Linked DNA regions of Mus musculus: region 1 is linked to region 2. A link is a loop called in an ENCODE intact Hi-C map of the cell type or tissue named here. Cell type or tissue: left cerebral cortex. All regions are shown on one strand. Each heading gives the region's core, and the rest is flanking DNA. Links, peaks and the distances in the headings are about the cores only.

The links. Peaks named below come from ENCODE experiments on the same cell type or tissue, not always from the same donor. Only the 100,000 strongest peaks of a DNase experiment are listed, where the experiment ranks them.
Region 1: a loop joins it to region 2, with 2.1 times the contacts of the local background. A loop is called at or near these places in 3 of 42 quality-filtered maps.

Annotation. Positions count from the first base shown.
Region 1 is chr4:101,144,049-101,149,048 of GRCm38, reverse strand. The region is part of intron 11 of Raver2 (ribonucleoprotein, PTB-binding 2); the gene reads right to left. Among named protein-coding and RNA genes, the nearest start is that of Gm24468, 40 kb to the left of the region's middle. In left cerebral cortex, for the core only: CTCF peaks have their summits at 1,596 (motif pointing left), 2,534 and 2,736 (motif pointing right); DNase peaks (open chromatin) are centred at 1,928 and 2,803.
Region 2 is chr4:101,063,882-101,075,155 of GRCm38, reverse strand. Raver2 (ribonucleoprotein, PTB-binding 2) reads right to left here and starts at 6,118. Exons shown (of 12, transcript NM_183024.1): 1 at 5,827-6,118. The coding sequence starts at 6,042. Gm35956 (a long non-coding RNA gene) reads right to left here and starts at 5,819. Exons shown (of 2, transcript XR_867959.2): 1 at 136-5,819; 2 at 1-43. In left cerebral cortex, for the core only: a CTCF peak has its summit at 6,257 (motif pointing left); DNase peaks (open chromatin) are centred at 5,411, 5,689, 6,163, 7,104 and 1 more place; H3K4me3 peaks cover 1,754 bases; H3K27ac peaks cover 604 bases.

The DNA.
Region 1 (5,000 bases), core at 1-5,000, 77 kb before region 2:
GCAGCTCGTTCTGCAAGTGAGATTTTCCCAAACATGAGGGGTGGCTTAGGGTTTACTTCTGTGGACAGACACCATGACCAAGGTGGCTCTTATAAAGGACAGCATTGAGTTGGGGCTGGCTTAATAGGTTCAGAGCTTCAGTCCATTAGCATCAAGGTACATGGCAGCCTCCAGGCAGACCTGGGACTTCTGGAGTTGAGAGTTCTACGTCTTCATCCAAGGCAGACAGGAGAAGACTGTCCCCTACGTGGCTAGGAGGGACTCAATGCCCACCTCACAGTAACACACTTCCTCCAGCAAGGCCACTCCTCCTAGTAGTGCCACTCCCTTGGCCAAGCATATTCAAACTGCCACAAGGAGCAAGATGCAAACACCTCTCACAGTGGGCAGAGCTCCCCTATGCCTCCCTCTCTCCGTGCTGCATGGTGACCACGTTCATCCTTAAAGCAAGAGCCTTCTAGATCGTCTTTATTCTCCCAAACCAGGCAGACACTGGATGTTGTTATTCAAATGGCTCTATATCATCCAGAGCCAGCCAACAGAGACCGAAGAGGTGAGCCTGAATGTCAGAGAAAAACATTAGTTAAGAATGAGAAATGAAAAATGCCCTTGTGGCTCATACAGCAGCGGAGAAGGATAATTCTGACTTAGTACATCAAAGACGGCTAGCTTTGTAAGGATTAGTGAGTGGGGAACAACGGTAGTTGGAGGTTTTGAAGCAAGCACAGTAGTCTGAGAAAAACAAACTCGTAACTAAAAATGAGTAAGAAACATTTAAAAATTGCCACAAAGAGAAAAAAAGCACACAGATCAACTTCCTCTTGTCTGTCACAGCATGCGGCGTCTCTTCCTTCATACCCTTCACCTTCAGGTCTTGGGCCCTAGGCTTCAATGAATGAATGAATGAATGAATGAATGAATGAATGAAAACGTGCACTTGGCTCTCTCCAAACTCCTATCTGAGGGCTTTCCTCAGTTACTGGAGAGGAGTCGGTAGGAAAGGCACTTGGCAACAAGAGTCATGTCCTGGGCTCTACCTCTGGGGGCCACACAGTCCTCTGACCTCCACAAGCAGGCCATGACGTGTGCCCTTCCATCCCTGTGCACAAAATAAGCATTTTAAAAAATTTCAAATGCACTTGAAACAAAGCTCACCCTAGCCCTGTGATGCTACCCAGCTGCAGCTTTGGGAGCCAGTAGCTCGCCCTGCAGATGCAGCACACCCAGGTACTTTCTGCACCGTAGCACATTTAAAGTTCAAAACGCTGTCCCAGGACAGCAGGGAATTTAGAATGTAACATGCTACTAGCAGAGTGTGGTGGCAGATACCTTCAAGTCCCAGCACTGTTAAGGATCCCAGCTTTTAGAAGGCAGAGGCAGAGGGATGTCTGAATTTATGGCCAGCCAAGGTACACGGTAAGATCATGTCTCAACAAAACAAAACAATTTAAAAGTTGTGGGCTGGAGAGATGGTTTCATGGTAAGAAAACACTTGCTGCTCTTGCAGAGGACCAGGTTCAGGTTCCAGCAACCACACTAGGGAGCTCATCACCTTCTCAATGTCCAGATTCAAGAGTTAGACTCCCTCTGCTGGGCTCCATAGTCACCTGCAGCCATGCAGTATAAACACTGACAAGCAGTCTCTCTCTGTGTGTCTCTGTCTCTCTCTCACAGACAGACAGACAGACACACACACACACACACACACACACAAAGTATAACCTGCTGATTTGGTGAAATTGCACCAGCACAAGAACATCCCGTCAGGTTGCTTTCACAACACTTCACTAGGCCTCATCCAAGAGCCGTCGCTCCCCCGCCCCCCAGGATGGGCCCTTTCCAGAAAACATTCATCTTCAGCAGGATTCTCCTCAGGATGAGGTGAAACCGCCTATCATGATTCTTCCTGGGCTCTGATCTTTGGAACCACGATGTGAGGAGGCGGCTTCCTGAGTGCTGTAGTTATGATGTCAACAATTTCCACTCCCCTCTAGCCTCCCGCGGGGGAGCCCGGCATCTTCACTCTTAGCTAGTCAGCTATCTCACCAAGAAGATGAGAAATCCAGAGAGTTGACAATGACTACTGGACTCCTGGCCCTCAACCCTTGGCATCTCAACCTCCCACATAATTTGTGACAACATTCTCCCTGACATCCAGATTCCTGAGATAGATGGCCAATCAGCAATGAACATCATACGGGACCAGCCAGGCAAACTAAATCTCCTCCCAGCCCCCCAAAACCCATTCTACCCGCGTTCCTACCCATCTCAGCCAGTGACAATTCCATTTTTCCAGGTCCTAAACCTATGTTCTGGCCTTCCTATGTTCTTTAGTCATAGCTTAGAATAAAATCCTAAGTACACAAAGGACCTAACAAGGTCCTACCTGTCTGCCCTGTCCCCACCCACTGAGACTTCTCCATTTCCATCTTGCCCCAGCCTCTCCTGCTGGGCGCTCTCCCTCCCTTTGTTCCTTTAACAAGGTACCAAGTTTGTCTCATGCATCTCTGCACTGGCTGTTCCTACTTGTGGGACTGTATGACACCGACAACTGTGTATCTATAAGACTCACATTTGCCCCCAAAACTCACCTGGCAAGTCACTGTGTCACATTTTTCAAAAATGAAAACCACCCGGAAAGTCTCAGTGGCCACAACTGTGTAAGTTAGACACCTTAAGTTCATTTAATGGTACAAAGGAATGTCCTGTGTCACATAACATGATGTGCTCTTGCACTGTTTGCCCACTAGATGGCAGCATTAGGCTCTCTAAGGAGAGACCGAGACGCTTCATTGCTTTTTAGTTCATTTTTGGGTTTGCGGCCACCCTAACTCATCACACATTCTGTAGCCGATTCCCTGGGTTGGACGGCCAGCTTCCCAGCAGGAAAGATCCATGTAACCAGGGAAACACAAGACTATGGCTTGGCAGTGCAAAGGACTCCTGCCAGTGAGCCAGGCGGCTGCCCCAAGCCAAGTGTGGAAAGAAAAACCCAAATCTCAGTTTAATGGTCAGGGAAAACGGTGAAGGGATTCCTAAATTATCCTTCATATTACTGAAACTAATGATTACGCCATGCTGAAAAGGTACTTTTTCTACTTCAATAAAAGGGGGCAGGAAGGAATATTCTATTGTTTTGTCAGATTGTAGTTAGAGGCTATACTCGGGCATTAAATATTTAATAAGCTGGCTCATGGGCTCCTGTAACATGGACGTATAACACCCATCTGATGCAGACAGACCTGTTCATCTTTACCTCAGACTCTGAAATATCAAACTGTCTATAGCTATCCAAATTAAAAAGATCTTTCAGCTAATAATGCTATTAGACTTTAAAATAACTCCATTTGTTTCTGGCTTCATTTTTCATCGTCCACTTCAAATATCTAGGACATGTAATTTTGGGAAAAATCAGCTGCATCTCAGTGTTGAGTACAGTAACTATAGCCAGGGATGTGGGGAGGTAACTACTTAAAATCAGCTGCATCTCAGTGTTGAGTACAGTAACTATAGCCAGGGACGTGGGGAGGTAGCTACTTAAAATCAGTTGCATCTCAGTGTTGAGTAACTACAGCCAGGGACGAGGGGAGGTAGCCACTTAAAACTGGCTTCTAAGGAGCTCTAGATTGGAACACGCCGGGTTAACGTGGTTACGGTACGCACTTTGGAACTTCAGGAACACTAAGTAAATATGCTTCCTCTATTTAGGATAACTAAGGTTTGTTTCTAAACTACCACACTCCAGGGCTGGCAGGATGGCTCAACAGTTAAAAGCGTGTATACTGCTCTTACAGAGAATGTAAGGTCCGCTCCTAGCCCCACACTGGTCGGCTCCAAGAGAATCTGGTTCACCCTCCCTGCCTCTGCAGGCACCTGCTTACATGCACATACTCTGACACAAACACATATGCATATAAGTAACAAGTAAACACTGAACATATCGTTAGTCCAGTGTTTGTTTCTATGTACAGAGCTGGAAGACTCAGTCTGACCCCAGAGTATCCCCGCACTGCCAGTGACAGCCGCTGACTCTCCGTCTGACCCCAGAGTATCCCCGCACTGCCAGCGACAGCCGCTGACTCTTCCTCTGCACTCCCAGAGCAGTCATCTGACTTTCCCTACAGATTTACTTATTCTGAACACTGCACATAAACAGAATCATACATGTGGCCTCTTTGGCTTACTTCACTTAGCATGCTTTTGTGGTTCATCATGCTGCTCATTTGCTTGCTAACTTGTAGACAACTGGGCCTTTCCATTTTGGCTGTTAGAGATAATTTACCGTAAACATTAGTGTATAAACTGGTATGTAGATACATTCAAATTCTCTTAGCACATATCTACAAGTCAAACTCTTAGTTTGAGGAATGCTAACTTTTACTGACAGTTCACCATGCCTTTGCCCATATAGCTGTGACTCTTTTTCCTTCCAGTTTCTTGGTGTGGGTCATCTCATATGACCTACATTCCATGCTTGTCACTCTTATCCCTGCTGACATCTGCTGCAGTCCCTTAATGAAGTTTTTATTATGTTGACAGCCTGCTTGGTGTGGCCCAGCTCCCACACTGCCCAAGGTCGTTCTTTACATATGACTCACTTTAATTCTTTATACCGTCGTCTCCTAAGTCCAACACCCAGGAGACCTTATGAGCATTTTGTATTACCTGCTTCCCCTGTGCACGGTGTCTTAGTCAATGTTCTATTGTTGACATCATGACCATGGGAACTTTTATAAAGGAAAACATTTAACTGGGGCTGGCTTACAGTGTCAGAGGTTTAGTTCCTTGTCATCATGGCAGGAAGCATGGCAGAGACGGTGCTGAGGAACAACATGGCAGAGATGGTGCCGAGAGATCTACATCTGGCTTGGCAGGCAGCAGGAAGAGAGACAAGAGGCCTGTCTTCAACAATTGAAACCCAAAGCCACACCTACTCCAAAAGACCACACCTCCTAATCATTGTCAAGTACTGCCACTCCCTAATGACCACGCATTCAAAT
Region 2 (11,274 bases), core at 3,156-8,155:
ACATGCTCTGTAGATCACCTGGGGCATGCTCTCTCTAGATCACCTGGGGCATGCTCTGTAGAGCACCTGGGGCATGCTCTGTAGATCACCTGGGGCATGCTCTCTAGATCACCTGGGGCATGCTCTGTAGATCACCTGGGGCATGCTCTCTAGATCACCTGGGGCATGCTCTCTCTAGATCACCTGGGGCATGCTCTCTAGATCACCTGGGGCATGCTCTCTCTAGATCACCTGGGGCATGCTCTCTCTAGATCACCTGGGGCATGCTCTCTAGATCACCTGGGGCATGCTCTCTCTAGATCACCTGGGGCATGCTCTCTCTAGATCACCTGGGGCATGCTCTCTAGATCACCTGGGGCATGCTCTCTCTAGATCACCTGGGGTATGCTCTCTCTAGATCACTTGGGGCATGCTCTCTCTAGATCACCTGGGGCATGCTCTCTAGATCACCTGGGGCATGCTCTCTCTAGATCACTTGGGGCATGCTCTCTCTAGATCACCTGGGGCATGCTCTCTAGATCACCTGGGGCATGCTCTCTCTAGATCACCTGGGGCATGCTCTCTCCAGATCACCTGGGGCATGCTCTCTAGATCACCTGGGGTGTGCTCTCTCAATTATGTGATGCTTTTGGTACATGCACTTAACAGACCACTGATGCAGGCCTCCAAATAGTCTTGTAGAATTCGGCTTCAACAGCACAGAATAGCATTTCTGAAACACTTTTTGAGAATTTCTGCCAACACTCAAAACTTGAGGAGGCTATGGTGTCCCAGAAATCCAGAAGTATGTCTCTTTCACAGTTCTCAGTGGCCTTGTTACACTGGGAATGCAGTAATGAACACCAAGCAGCCAGAACTGACAAGTTAACTCTGCTTAATGACATCAGAAAAGGATAACAAACAATGAATATGTAACTTAGAGAAATAAAATATTTTTTAAATACTTAAGTTTTTTACTGTATTTGTGTGTTTGCCTGTGTTTGTGTGTGCATGCATGCATGTACCAAGTGCATGCCTTATGCCTGACTAGGCCAAAAGTGGGTATAAGGGATTGGAGTTATGAATGGTTGCCTAGAATCCAGGGCAAGACTATTGGGAATGGATGGATCTACAGAAGACATCCGGAGTGGTGGGTTAGGCGGGGGGGGGGGGGGGGGGGGGGGAGTCATAAATCTTAGATTTCCATCGTATCATGTCAAACTACTCAGAGGTCATGCCTAGGAGGATGGAGGGATGGCCCGGCAGCTATAAACATTGGGTGCTCTCACAGAGAACTTGGGTTTGGTTTTTGGTGCCCTCAGGGCAGCTTCCAACTCGCTGCCTATAACTTCAGTTCCTGGCATTCCAACACCTCTTTCTGGCCTCCATGGGCACCAGGAACGTACACAGTACACATAGATACAGGCAAGCAAACATACACTAAACTAAAAATAATAAAACAAAATAACAACAAGAGAACAGGAGCTGTGGAAAGCCATAGGGTAAAAAATGGACACTTTCTCTAAGTGTCAAATCTCAGGGGAAAAAAGAACATTTTGTGATGAAGTTATTCTAAATCACTTTTAAATTCAGTGGTCCTAGTAGAACATAAAATGGGAAATTTTCAGACAGAACACAAAACTTGACCCAGCTTCCCTCTCACAACAGTCAAATGAGAGCCACTGTTTACTACTATGATGAGTGGTTTAGGCACTGGTTCTGGGTAAACGAAGCCAATGGTTTTCTGTAGGGTCATTTTTTATTTCTTTTTCATGTGTCTATGTGTGTGCGGGTGCAGGTGACATGTATGGGCATGCTTGTGGAGGCTTAAAGTTGACACTGAATGTCTTCTGTAATTGTTCGCCACTCTGTTTAGGCAGGATCTTTGGCTAGACCCGGAGCTCAATCTATTTAGCCAGCTCGCCTTGGGGACCCTGTGTTTCTGTCTCCTGGGTGCTAAGCTGCACAGCTTTGGGTTCTAAGGATTCGAACTGCAGTCCTCACGCTTGCACAACAGGCACATTATTCAACAAACCATCTCCCCAGCTGAGGATTTTTTTTAAACAAGAAAGGGAGATGGGATTTCTCTCAAGTGACACAGTGATACTGTACAAAGGACAGGCTAGGACGTAAGAGATGGGAAGGACCACAGATATGACAAACAGGAAAGTTATAACCATGTCTTCAAAAGGTAAAGAGACCTGATCCAAAGCTGGGACTGGGTAAACAAGAGAGCCAAGCAGATTGCAGAAAGTGACAGAGGCAGACCAGAGAGAGTCTGACTGACTGCACAGTAATATGAACATAAAGACTTTAATATGTGTGTATGTATGTGTGCTTGTATATACTACTTATTTTCCCCAGTACTGGGGACCAAACCCAGACATTTGTTAGGCAAGTACCCTGCCACTGAGGTATAATCCCAGCTCTATCTGTGTTTACTTCTTAATTGCGAGACGGGGTCTCACTAAGTTGCCCTGGCTGGACCTGAAACTTGCTCTGTAGCCGAGGATGATCTTATTCTTAAAGTGCTTCTGCCTCAGCCTCCCAAGGAGCACGCATCACAGGGCTGTGCCATCAGGTCCAGCAAGATCTTATAATTTGTATTTCTCTATTTCATGCATGTACTTCTAAAGGTTTCACTTTTAAAGTACTTTCTATAAATATTTAAGTCACAGAAACTGTGAAGCTGTAGGCTGTCGTCACTGTAAATGTTATACAAATATGTGAAAGAAATTCAAATTGTATTTTAAAGAGCTATGTTTAAGAAGAAATTCCCCAGAGGCTGGGGAACTAGCTCAGTCGGAAAGGTGCTTGCTTTACCAGTCCTAAAATGTCATTTAGATCCTTGGGATCCCAGTGGTGTGGAGGTAGAGACAGGAGGACACTGGGGCTTGCTGGCCAGGCAGCCCAAACTAATGGGTAAGCTGCTGACCAATGAGAGACTCTGCCTCAGAAGAGATGGACGTGGAGGAGAGGCTGGAACAATAGCTAAGTGAATAAAGCACTTGTTGCTCTTGTAGAGGACGGGGGTTCAGTTTCCAGCACCCACCCAGAGGCTAATAGACATTCACAACTAATTCCAGTTCCAGAGGAGCCTGATGCCCTCCGCAGATCTCTGTGGGCAGCAGGCATCCACATGACATACATAACAGAAACTCCCATACACATAAAATACAAGATAATTAAATATAAAAAAAATTACAAAGTTGAAAATTAAAGCTGAATGTGTTGGTGCAAGCTTTTAATCCCAGTACTCAGGAGACAGAGGCAGGAGGATTTCTGAGTTCAATGCCAGCCTACCTACATAGTGAGTTCCAGGACAGCCAGGGCTACACAGAGAAACCCTGTCTTGAAAACTAAAACCAAAACCAAAACCAAAAAAAAAAAAACCAAAAACAAACAAACCACTCATTATCACACAAAAATAATCTATTGGACTTCCTTTTTGTTATCTTTTGGAAGTTAACATACTTACACCTAATTTACTTACCTAGGTCACACTGCCATTTTTAGTTACAAACACGAACAGAAAACTGGCAAAGCTAATACACGTATTGAGGACGAGGGGCTTGGGGTAAGGGGCAAAGAACATGCTCCAACACGTGAGAGCAAAGGCTGATGTGTTTAGATTTCAAAACTGTGTATCAGAACCATCAAAACAGTTTATTCTCCCCATTACTCGAGAAAAGATCCATGGCAGAATCAGTCAGGAGATATTTGCTTCGCCACTGACTGGCAGCTCTGTTTTGACTTTTGAGTGAATCTCTCCAGTTCTTTTAAGTGTGTATGTGTTGGGGGGGGGGGCACATGAGAATTGAGCTTGATGCAAAATTTAAATGACTTTACTGAGACATCTTAGTTTAAATCAATTTTATTCGCTCATTTATGCAAATAAACTAGCTACTTTTTACAGAAAAAATCCTGAGATTTAGAGTAGCTGTAAGTTTAAAACCGAGGGGGAAAAATGTCCCTACCCCCAAACAATCGCAGATGTGAGTGTCTAAAAACCTTCTGTCAGCATTTAGATGAGGTAGGATTGAAATAGTTCCTCAGACCCTTGGGTTTCTTTTCCACCTCTTTTGGGAACAGAAATGCAAAAGCTAACAGTGAAGCAAGAACACACAGAACAGCCTTGAATTTGCATTAAGTGTTTTTAGACTTCAGGAAGGGGAATGTTACAACAGAAATAGCTGACATTCTGCAGAGGAAATCCAGACACTTCTCCATCTTCTGCTAGCTTGTCTATCACAGAGTCCATAGTTCTTTAATTTGTTCTGTAGATGCCATCTGCTTCTCCCAAGCCCCCCTCTCCCTGAGCTCCACGGAGACCTTCCCCATTCAGGAGCAGGAAGGCTGTTTTTCCAGTGTAGAGGACCTTCAGGTGGCAACCCAAAACCACCACCTGACAGAGGGAAGTAGGCTCTGTGGCACCTCTTAAGTTGAATGGTGAGATGCCACCACCTAAATACCTTATGAGGTTGTAGGCTTATGTTTATTATATCTACAGAAAGTCTACCAATGGTAATGAGGTAGGCATTATCATATTCTATAAGTCACAGAGAACATGCAACTGTCACTAACCAGTCCTCTTGCAACTCTGTATGAACTCTGTATGAGGAATTTCATAACAGAATAGGGTGGGTTTATGAAATTCCTTCCGTGGTCCGACCTATCAAGGCAGATCTAGTTTACACCAAATACCTATACATGCAACGTACAAGCATCTTCAGGAAAACTGTAGGAAACCTAAAGAATGCTACATTGTTTCATGTTTTTGATAAAAAACAAAAACAAATGCATGTGCATACTTGTGCACAAGAAAAGGAAGAAAGACAACATGGTTATAGTTCAGTTGGTAGAGTGTTGCATGCATTCATGAAGTCTTGGGAGTAATAAACACACACTCTCTCATGCATGCAGGACTGTTGCGCCGAGCCTGTGGTACACACCTGAAATCCTAGCACATGGTAGGTGGAGAAAGGAGGATCAGAAATTCAAGGCCTGCCTGGGGATACTTGGCACGCTGTCTCAAAGAAAGAAAGGAGAGGAAAAGAGGGAAAAACAGAGAGAAAAAAATGGGGAGGGCTATGAATGAGAATGAATGAATATGAATCCCGAGAAAATCCTTCAAATTCTCTAGCGCTCCTACAATAAGATTTTAACTTTCGCAATCAGGGAAAAAAAAAAAAAGAAGTTAAGTCGACTCGGGCTTTCTAATCCAAGAAGCAACAGTTAATCTGGATTAAAGACTGCGAGCTGCTTAGCTTTAAACTCCGCGCAAGCACAGAAACAAATCCTGCCATACTTGGTTTGGCAGAAGGCTGCAAGACTGCCGGCGCAGTATCAGCCTCTGCTCTCTGCGGCCTTAACAAGCGGAGCAAAGTTGTTTCATACAAACTTGGTCAAGTGCTTCTGCAGAAGAACTCGCCCAGCTTTCCCGTGACCCCGCCCCCGTGGCAATCCAAGTCCCCAACACCCTACGCGGGACCCCTTCCCTTCTCGAGGGGCTCCGGAAGCCAGCCCCCTAAATCTGAGCTCCTCAGCTCCCCACCACGCGCCTTCACCTTCAACACCGCCTTGGGCTGGAGGGAACACAAAGTACAGACCAGACGTGGCAGCATCCGCCCCAGAACCCCCTGACCTTGCACGAGCCGCTCCGCCTTGCCCAGCCTCAGTTTCCCAACACGCTGCTCTCGCTGGCTGCAGAAAGGCTTCGTCGAGGCAAAGGGCTCTGGGCTCGGTGCGCATACCTCCTTCTCTCCTAGGCGCCGGGACCATTACGGTCTCCTCCGGTTTTGCGGTGTCCCCAAACCCGCCCCGGTCACCCCGGCCCGGTGCCCATACCTGGGAGCTGCTGTCCTGGGGCAGGTTTTTCACTAGGATTTTCCGCCGGTTGCTCAGCTCCCGTCGCATCCGCTGCAGCCGTGCAGCCACCTCCTGGGGGTGCAGCGCAGCCACCTCCCCCGGGCGCAGCGCGGGCTCCGCGGCCTCCCCCGCCGTCCCAGCAGAGGGTCCGGATCCCGAGCCCGCGCCCCCCGCGCCGCCTCCCCGCGCCGCCATCTTCCCGGCGCCCCGCTGCAGACTCGGAGAGGCCGGAGCGAAGCGGGAGAGAAAGCGGAGAGGCCGCGCGGGGGCGAGGCGGGCCGGACGCGGAGCAAGGGCGCGCGGGCGGGGGAGGCGCCGCAGCCGCCGACGCGGGAGGGGCGGAGCCCGGAGACACGCCCTATCCAGCCACGCCCCCGACGCTCCGCCCCCTCCCCCTGCAGGACACCTGCGGAATCTAGGACGCGGTAACATGGTGGGACTCGAACCCCTACCAACACTACCCCTAGCTCGCCGCGCTCGGCCTCGCCTCTCAAATCCGAGGGCCTCAGGCGCCACTGCGCAGGCCAGAGAACTCCTGGCCTCAATTCTGACACATCAAGAAGTGCGCATTTGGCAAAGTTAAGTTTTCGATGAAAAATAACATATGAGATTTATCTAAAAATATTCTGGGGGAAGGTTTGGTATTATTTAGTAAGACCTGAGCATAACAAATTTTCCTGGTTGTGTATAAGAAATCATTATCTTTCATCGGTCCCTTTGCGGCCTAAGATGACAACCTGGCTAGTTGTATTTGCAACACAAATCAAAGCTGAAACAAAGACTAGGACAGCTTCGGCAGAAGGCAGGGGAATAAGTTCCTTGATTATTTGAATTGAAACTTGGAAGGAGACATACTGTGGAAAGATATACCTAGTTAAAGTGAGATCTACAAAATATAATAAATACCCTTCAACTCTCACCAGCTGTAATGACTATTAGCAAATAGGAACACACACCTTACTTAAGTGTGCCCCATGAAAATGCACAAAAAAAAAAAAAAAAAAAAAAAAGCCTGTTTAACCCAGCAAGTGATCTGTTAAAGGAAAATGCTTTAAATATCATGAAAGGGCTGGAGAGATGGCGTATCGCTTTAGGGCACTTGCTGCTCTTGCAGAGGACCACAGTACTAATTCGAGTACCCAAGTCAGATGGCTCACAACTACCTGTAACTCTGCCTCCAGCGGATCCAATGCACTTTTCTGGCTTCCAGAGAAACACACACACACATCAAATGAATAAAATCATAAATTCAGTACTGAGCAGGTGCCACCCACATATTTCTAAGTATGTTACAGTGCTTCCCTTTAAAAAAAATCCAATTAGGCAAAGCTTATTTTCTTCCCATTACACATGAAGAAATGGAAGCTGGTGTGATTAGGCTCAATGTTCTAAATATTATAAAAATAAGTCATCTGTAATCACTCTACCCCAAAATTACGGTTAATAGTCCTCAGACTGTTCTAGAATACTTACATCATTAACATGAGTGAGGGCGGTGCCCCAGTATTTACAACCCTATTCCCTAGACACAGAGAGAAGATCCAATAGGCCTATTACAGTCTGTACCCACAGTGGAATATTGTTCAGCTATAAAAGGAAGGCGAAGGCTGCCAAAAGGTAGGTGAACCTCCAGATCATTAGGTGAAAGAAGATAGAGACGACAGTCACTCACTGTGTGATTCTTCTCATCAGGTAAATCCACAGAGCAAAACCAAGAGCTAGGCAAGGGTTGAGCAGAGCAGGCCATGGAACGCAATGGCTCCACTGGCTCACATGTCCCCGTGAAGCAATAGACATGTTCTGGAACTATAGAGAGGTGACGGTTGGCAAAAGCTGTAAATGCACCCAGTACCGCCGCAGGTCGTTTTTTAACTGATAATGGGAAGTACACCTTATAAACATGTCAGCTTATTTTTTTTTTCATGTTGCTCTGATTTAAAAACAAAACAAAATCTCCAACCAAAGCAAATTAAGGGAGAAGAGGCTTATTTCAGTCCACCATTCAAGGACAGAGTCACCCTAGCAGAGAGGTCAATGTAACAGAAGCTTGAAGCAGCTGCTCACAAGGCATCCACAAGCAGAAGCAGAGAACAGTGAGTGCATGGTCTCAGCTCTCTCTCTCCACTTCAGGATCCCAGCCAGGGAGTGGGAACTCCACAGGGCAGGGTGCCTGCTTAGTACTTCTGTTGACTTGACACAAGCTGGAGTCATCTGGAAAGAGAGAACCTTGATTGAGGAATTGCCTCCATCAGATTAACCCATAAGCAAGTCTGTGGGGCACTTTTTTTTTTTGGATGAATGATCATTTTTATTTTAAACTTTATCCTTTTGAACTTAAAATTTCATGCATCTTAAACCTAAATGATGCATGGTTTTATAGAGCTGAAGGACTTTGAAAGGGATAGTCTTCAAAGTGGGCCAGAACCAAGAATAGCCTCAACAAGTGCTGTGTACCCAGACTCACTCATTAAGGTTCAGAACGTATATTTACCCAAATGAGCACCGTCTCCTTGACAAACATCTATTAAAGGTCTGCTAAGTTCTAAACAATAGATATATAAAGACACTGAGAGTTCAGAAATAATACAATAAGCATCCTGACTGATAAGGGCCAGGCCTCACTGGGAGAGAATCATATAATGATTATAATTAAGTGCCGCTAATGAGTTTGCAAGCAGAACTCCAGGGCAGCCCTGAGAAGCAGTGATCTGAGTGACGTCAGCGATGCTGCGTTTGCTTGAGGTCTTTCCCCAGCGGCTGCTAAGTTATTGACTTCAAAATCTACAGCAAATTATTCTAAATGAACTGTTGTTTGAAGTCAAGCCTGGCAATAAATCATCTCTCTCTCTCTCTCTCTCCATTCTTCCTCCCCCCTTCCTGCTGTGATGACAGTTATTCAGGTTTCAGATCAACAATCCTTTCTTGTTACTTTTGTTCAACTGTTTTCAGAGAATTTGGAAAAAGTAACTGTCCACTGATTACACATTTTAAAACGGAATTGGCAGAGAGAGAGAGAGAGAGAGAGAGAGAGAGAGAGAGAGAGAGAGAGAGAGTATGAAGCTACGGAGACTTGGGAATTCCAGTCTTTATGATTCAGAAGAGGTCCTTTCACCATAGGGTTTAGAGCTGACTCTAAATTGTAGCTTCTACAGAAAAATAAGGAGCACGCTAATCTGAACTCTTCATGGAGTGTAATTATCAAGCTGCAATGGATTACCAATATCCATGGGTCATTATCACAGTCTACATAATTACCTTGGGCTTAAAATAGGAGCTATGTGTTCACTTCAGCCTCCTTTTTTTTCTTTCTTTCTTTTTTTTTTTTTTAATGGGTGGTTGAGTTGCTTGTTTTTAAAGATTTGCAATTGGGGAAAATCTCAAAGAGGTATAATAAGCCTTATTACTTCTAATAAAAACAACCTCTTGTATTCAAACATTATAATTATATATCATTATAATATAGATTAAAATTAGTTAAATAGGGCTGGGGAAGTTGCTTAGTTGGTAGAGGGCTTATTTAGCATGCAGAAGCCCTAGGTACCATCACCAGTACTGTATAAACCAGGGGTGGAGGCACACAGCGACAAACACAGCACTCAGGAGGACATTACAAGTTGAAGATTATCTTTGACTACATTGTGAGTTTGAGGCCATTGTGAGAACACATTATTCGACTGCAGGGGGATGGAAGGAAATTCAAAAAGAGAGAGGGGAAAAAACCAAGAGAAAGGGAGAAGTTGAGTGTGTTAATTATAAGAGCATTACATTTGACTATTCCACACTACGGAACAGCTGTCTAACGTACCAGACATAGCCCTGGACAGGGCACTTGATTTGATTTTTATTCAAAAGTGAATCTCTCCCTAAAGTAATTACATCTCAGGAATTTCTAGCTTTGCTTGGTTAATACTTTTAATAAAGTGCTCAGTGGCTCCGCCTCCGCCTCCGCCTCCGCCTCCGCCTCCGCCTCCGCCTCCGGCTTGATTTTTGACTTGGGGAGATCGTCCTGAGAAGTCAGGTCTTCTCACACAAGAAGTTTGTGTGTGAGATGAGGCAGTCCTGGGACAGAGCATACAGAGCACTGAAGGTATCAGTAGCACCAAGGTGTGGCGTTCACAGTTCCAGCTGTTAGAGGCTGATTCCGTTTTAAGTGAACAGCTTGGCGAGTCCAGGGGGAACTGGAATGGGGAATGTAGTGACTTTCTGGCAGAGAAATGGCCCAATAAGTTTAGCTTGTTGAAAAACAACTCTGAAAGCAGTGGAGGAAATGAGTGCATTGTATGCTAGGAATCTTGTAAGACAGAGGGAAAAGATTTCCCTGGAAGTTCCTACTGAGAAGATTAAGCCGGAGAGCCATGAATGCAGACACTTTATGTAGGTTATCCGAACCTTTATTCTCTCCCTTTAATGTGATAGTGTTTGAACCCTATAACTGACTTGCCATAGAGCTAAAATGTACCTTTTTGCCAATGAGGAATGCAAGACAAGGAAAGCTGGATACATTTTCAAGGACACAGCAGGTGGGCCACCAAGTTCCTATGTAAAATCATCTACTTTTAGGACTCAGATATATCATAGTGTGAAGGTGTAGCCACAGAAAGGGTTGAGTATGTCTGAGTTTCCTGAGATAGGCATGATAGTGTTAAGTCCTATAGATGCAAGAGAGGCAGGATCCAAGTCCAGTGATCTCAGTGCAATTTTGTGTAACTGGAAGAGCTACTTAAAGCATGAGAAAAAGCCAGATGTGGTAGTACATCTGTCATGCCAGCATTTGGGCTGCTAAGAGGTTTATTTTTTTTTAAACTAAATTTATTTATTTCATTGTGAGTGTGTGTGTGTGTGTGTGTGTGTGTGTGTGTGTGTGTGTTCGGATGCCACAGAATACATGTAGAGATCAGAGGACCACTTGTAAAAAGCCAGTTCTCTCCTTCTACCATGTAGGACTCAGGAATTGAACTCAGGCAGCCAAGCTTGGCACCAAGTGCCTTTACCCACTAGACAATCATGGACCATGAGCGAATATTTAAATGTGCTAAATCTCAGCCACTTTGTCTCTAAACACACAGAAGTCAGGTACTGAAGGCCACTGGGAAGATTTGCTGAGGGAATCTGCACAAGGCTCAAGGGCCACATAAGTATTAATAATGCTAAGGAATGTCTTTTATTTTCTTAAACCCATGGTGACACACTCAGTTGTTGGCAGAGAATGGCATTACTGATTTAATGTGAGATGGGAAGGATGCCACAAGAAAGAGAAGACTCAGCTCAGGTAGCAAAGACTCCAAGCTCAACTTAGGCATCTGAGTTTCAGCTAACGCTGGACACAGGATATGCTCTTGCTGAAGACAGTCTAGAAGGTGTGAGCTAAAACAATTATACTCGAAGATTACTAAGGCTGCGGTCATGCATTGAAAAAGAAGTTTAAGA